Linked DNA regions of Homo sapiens: region 1 is linked to region 2. The links are chromatin loops, found by intact Hi-C in ENCODE. Cell type or tissue: natural killer cell. All regions are shown on one strand. Region 1 overlaps LAS1L (LAS1 like ribosome biogenesis factor). Region 2 has its middle 82 kb from the start of ZC4H2.

The links. Hi-C counts contacts between places; a loop is a spot of excess contacts. Peaks named below come from ENCODE experiments on the same cell type or tissue, not always from the same donor. Only the 100,000 strongest peaks of a DNase experiment are listed, where the experiment ranks them.
Region 1: it touches region 2 in a loop (9-fold over the local background); 18 of 110 quality-filtered maps call a loop at or near these places.

Annotation. Positions count from the first base shown.
Region 1 is chrX:65,527,559-65,530,058 of GRCh38, forward strand. It overlaps LAS1L (LAS1 like ribosome biogenesis factor), which reads right to left. Exons shown (of 14, transcript NM_031206.7): 5 at 2,036-2,320; 6 at 1,654-1,700; 7 at 702-811. Among named protein-coding and RNA genes, the nearest start is that of LAS1L, 6.0 kb to the right of the region's middle. In natural killer cell, CTCF peaks have their summits at 1,347 (motif pointing left) and 1,550; a DNase peak (open chromatin) is centred at 1,343.
Region 2 is chrX:64,893,644-64,896,143 of GRCh38, forward strand. No RefSeq gene overlaps it. Among named protein-coding and RNA genes, the nearest start is that of ZC4H2, 82 kb to the right of the region's middle. In natural killer cell, no CTCF peak of the experiment used is centred here; a DNase peak (open chromatin) is centred at 1,248.

The DNA.
Region 1 (2,500 bases), 630 kb after region 2:
ACAGTGGCTCATGCCTATAATCCCAGCACTTTCGGAGGTCCAGAAGGGCAGGTCATTTGAGGCCAGGAGTTTGAGACCAGCCTCGCCAACATGGTGAAACTCTGTCTCCACTGAAAATACAAAAACTAGCCAGGTGTGGTGGCTCACGTCTGTAGTCCCAGCTACTCTGGTGGCTGAGGCATGAGAATCACTTGAACCCGGGAGGTGGAGGTTGCAGTGAGCCGAGACTGCGCCACTGCACTCCAGCCTGGGTAACAGAGCAAGACACTTTCTCAAAAAAAATAAATAAAAAATAAAAAAAAAACAAGACAAGACTAGCAGTGCCCACCATACATATATCTTTTACCTCAAACTTAGACAAGGGCTAGGCAGTGAGTGAGGTGGTAATTATCAAGGGATTTTCCTAGTTGTCAAGAGCTCCACATGCCACCCGACAGACAGGAAAGCAGCTGGCCAGCAGATGGATGATAGTGGGCATTCCTGCCTCTGGCCATTCTAGTATAGGCAACCCCCACCTGGAAGTTGGCAGGGTTGAGGGCAGACAGTTCTGCCAAATGTAGGGTCACTGTGGAGGGGATCAGGATTATCCCTGGGATTTTGTACAGCAGAGGTTGGCAAGCTAGGATAGGGAAACCGATTTCAATGAGGCTGCTACCCTCTATCCTAGAGAATACGCAGCTCCCGGTTACCTAGTTACACACCTGTTCTCGCATGTAACGCCCTTGAGCTCTGCCAGGACACATTCTACACGTGGGGACGGGTTATTCCACGCCTTAATGGCCTTAGGTAAATACCTAAATTTCTCCAGCACCTGCCAGCAAAGAGGGTCCCATCAGAAGGCTGGTTCAGCCAAGCAACCCACCTCCACCCCTCCAGGATCCCTTCCCATAGGACCTCTCAGCACTGCCCTGCAGGGGACAGGGCAGGGCATGCAGGGGGGGGCCCACAACTCCCCTACTGGCCTTGCAACTAAAAATAGCCTGACTCTCAAATGTGAGACTTCCTCCTCCTTCTCCCTCCCTTCCTCCTCCAACTGAATTTCCTGTGGGTAAATACTGAGATGTTCAATGGGGGAATTTGGCTGGAGATAGAGACTCTTAGGCCAAAGGGCCAGAGATGAGGAGAGGCAATGAGTTACAGAAGAAAGATAACTGGGAGATCCAGGTACTAATCCTGGTTCTATCATTAACTGTATATGTGACTTTGGGCCTGTCCCTTCACTCATCCATGGCTTCAATTTCTTAATCTGTGAAAAGGAAGGGCTGAGCTAAATGGTTTCTGAGTGACCTCCCTAAAAACAGCACCCCTCCAGCTCACCTGATTTAGGGAAGCTCTTGGGCCCCATCTACTGGTCAGCTGCGGAATTGCAGGGCTGCGCAACTACCCATTCCCAGTTGTTCCCTACCACCCAGTGGGGCAGATTATCCGCAAACTTCATCATCTGTTCCCTTCCATCGGTGTGGAGGATCAGCCAATTGGACTCTGCTCCTCTTGTCTCCTTCCTAGTTCCCCCCTCTCTCTTTCCGAGAAGTTCCCTCACGCTTTGTCACTTTTCTTTCAAATTCCTTCTCAAGACTTCTCTCAGGTAGCTGGCAAGAGGGAAGAAATGGCTGGGGCAGATGAGAGCACACCAAGTCCAGGGCACTTTCTTACCGTAAACTGCTCCTCTTCGTATGATACCAGCAGTTCTCGGGCTCTTTCTGAAAACAGAATGGGGAGACAGATAGGACTGCCAGCCCAGACCCCTTCTCCTGATGGGATTCTGAGCCTCTCTCACCTCATTTCTTGAGTTGTAATTGAGGAACTAGAATTCCTTCCCCAACTACTTCACAGGGCTCAAGATGGTTTGTGAGGCAAATGTGACAGCCATTATACTATGGAAACTAGCCAGGAGGATGGTTTGTGACAGTAATTTTTTAAGCTAAGATTCACCACAGCCCCAGAGGAAATGCTGAGCCAGGGAAATAAACAGCGTTAACCCTAAGCCTGAGCCTTCTGGGCTCATGGGCCGCTTTCTGCCCTCCAAAACACCTACCATATAGCTCTTTATGACTCAGGGCCTTTTTGCAATGAGAATCCACCTCTTCGCTGCCTTTGCTGTCTCCATCGGCCTTTACATCTGACTCCGTACTTTTCCCATCATCCTGAGGCTCTGGTTTCTGTTCTGTGATGTCATCAACAACAATGTTCTTATCTTCCTCTTGATCCTCTTCCTCTATCCCTTCCCTGAACTCCTCCAACTCCCAGGTCTCTCTCAGGCTGTTCTCCAGTTGGCGGCACCAATAGGTCTTCTGGAGCCAATCCAGGACAAAGTAGCAGCCTAGAGGGGGGAAGGCAGGCAGTGCCACAGGATCAGGCAGGCAGCTAGCAGGCCTCCAGCCTCATCTTGTGGGTATTATAGGAAGGCCCCAGGAAAAGGCTTGGCTCCAAGGTTCAAATCTCAAATATCCAGAAGCAGCCTCTTTCACTCTGGGTTATCCCCCTGTTCTTTGCTTTATCC
Region 2 (2,500 bases):
ATATAATAAGATATATATATGATATATATATATTCGAAATGGAGTCTCACTCTGTCACCCAGGCTGGAGTGCAGTGGTGCCATCTCGGCTCACTGCAACCTCCACCTCCCGGGTTGAAGTGATTCTTCTGCCTCAGCCTCCAGGGTAACTGGGACTACAGGCGTGCACCACCACGCCCAGCTAATTTTTGTATTTTTTTTTTAGTAGAGACAGGGTTTCACCATGTTGGCCAGGCTAGTTTTGAACTCCTAACCTCAGGTGATCCAGTCGCCTTGACCTCCCAAAGTGCTAGGATTACAGACGTGAGCCACCGTGCCTGGCCAAGCCATATTTTTAAAGTGAGTTGACACCCTACCAGAGTAGCATAGGCAGAAGGAAGGAAGACTTTTTTTTTTTTTGAGACAGATTCTTGCTGTGTTGCCTAGGCTAGAGTGCAGTGGCGTGATCTCGGCTCACTGCAAGCTCTGCCTCCCGGGTTCACGCCATTCTCCTGCCTCAGCCTCCCCAGTAGCTGGGACTACAGGCGCCCGCCACCACGCCCGGCTAATTTTTTGGGTTTTTTTTGTTTTGTTTTGTTTTTTGAGACGGAGTCTTGCTCTGTCGCCCATGCTGGAGTGCAGTGGCGCGATCTCGGCTCACTGCAAGCTCCACCTCCCGGGTTCACGCCATTCTCCTGCCTCAGCCTCCCGAGTAGCTGGGACTACAGGCGCCTGCCACCACGCCGGGCTAATTTTTTGTATTTTTAGTAGAGACGGGGTTTCACCGTGTTAGCCAGGATGGTCTCGATCTCCTGACCTCGTGATCCTCCCGCCTCGCCCTCTCACAGTGCTGGGATTACAGGCGTGAGCCACCGCGCTCTGCCGACATTTCTATCTTGGAAACGCATAGCAGCCATTTGTTTTTTTCGGGGAACTCCTGGGCTGGTTCTTCATTTTGCCCAGGTGTTACTAAATATCAACTGCTATTTCTTCCACCTTCTGAATGGAACCGAGATGCCTCCTGGTGGGCAGTGTAGTTACACGTACATGGTCAGGGTGCTGAAGAATGCCTGGAGTCAGAGTTGGGAGTAGGACCCAGAAACCAAGGATGGTGTTTCAGTGGCCTTAGAGATGGTGCGCTATGGAATTGAAGGCAGGACAAAGACCAGGACTACTGTGAGTTGGGGAAGAGAAAAAAGCAGGCATAACTGCTACTGCCCTGTGGGAGAGGTTCTGTAACAGGTGCACTCTATCACCAGCAGGAGGCAGCATCTGCCCAGATGGCAGAATGAGTGTGTCAGGGCCAGACCTCCAACTGTCCACAGCCCCTGAGCATGGATTAGAAATAATAGTTGACAGCTGTTCTTAACAGAAAAATAATAGACTCACAGCACAGCTGGGCACACAGGTGCAGTAAGGTGACCAAGCATCCCAGTTTGCCCAGGACTGAGGGGTTTCCCAAGATGTAGGACTTTACATTTTAAAACCAGGACAGTCCTGGGAAAACTGGGACAATTGGTCACCCTAAGTGGGAGTGCAGAGAGGCACTTTCTATGCCTCTCTCCATTACTCACATGCTCTCCCTGGTGCTCTTCAAATTCCTTGGAAGTAAGTGAGCGCTATGCTGATTATATGAAGTCAAATTATAAAGTGTATTGAACGCTGGAAAGTAAACCAAGGTTTTGGGGCAACGAAGTAACATTGCCAGATAGATATTATCTTTCCCCGATATTTCATCTTGAAGGTACTATGAAATATTATTAAATTACAATGAAATACAGAAAATTTTATAGTTAGCAGCCATATATTCCCACCTAGATCCTACAATTAGCATTTTGCTGGACTTATTTTTACCACATATCTATCCTTCTATTCATCCATCAATCCACCTAAATTTTGATGCATTTCAAAATAGTTGCACACATCATCAGTTCACTCCATCTTTAAATATGCTTATTAGTAAAATTGATATGTATATTAATGTATAGCATTAATATTGCTTACAGATTTTTTCTTTTGAGGTAAAATTTACATACAATTAAATATACAGAACTTAAGTGTATCTCTAAAAGAGCGATACACTTATGTAATCCTAACTCTATGAATATATAGAACTACCACTGTGCCGGAAAGAGTTAACTTAGTCGTCTCGACTGTTATCCTTCAAAAGAACTGTTCACAAGGTAGGCACTTGGCTGGCATCTGGGAAGTTGAATTTTAGGACAGTTCCCACCATTCTATGGTAAGGATGGCTCATTGTTTCTAACTCCATGCAAATAATATGGTTTATGCTTCACATCGGCTTTCCTTTGGGGAGTGTGGAATTTTGACACATGCTAGGCAGAGCCCTCAATTAAAAAAAAATCAGCACACTGAGTCTCCAGTGACCTTCCTGGTAGACAATATTTTACAGTGTTGTCACAGCTAATTGCTGGTGGAATTAAGTGCATCCTGTGTGATTCCACTAAGAAATGACTCTTGGAAGCCTATACCTGGTTTCCTCTGACTTTACCCCATCTCCC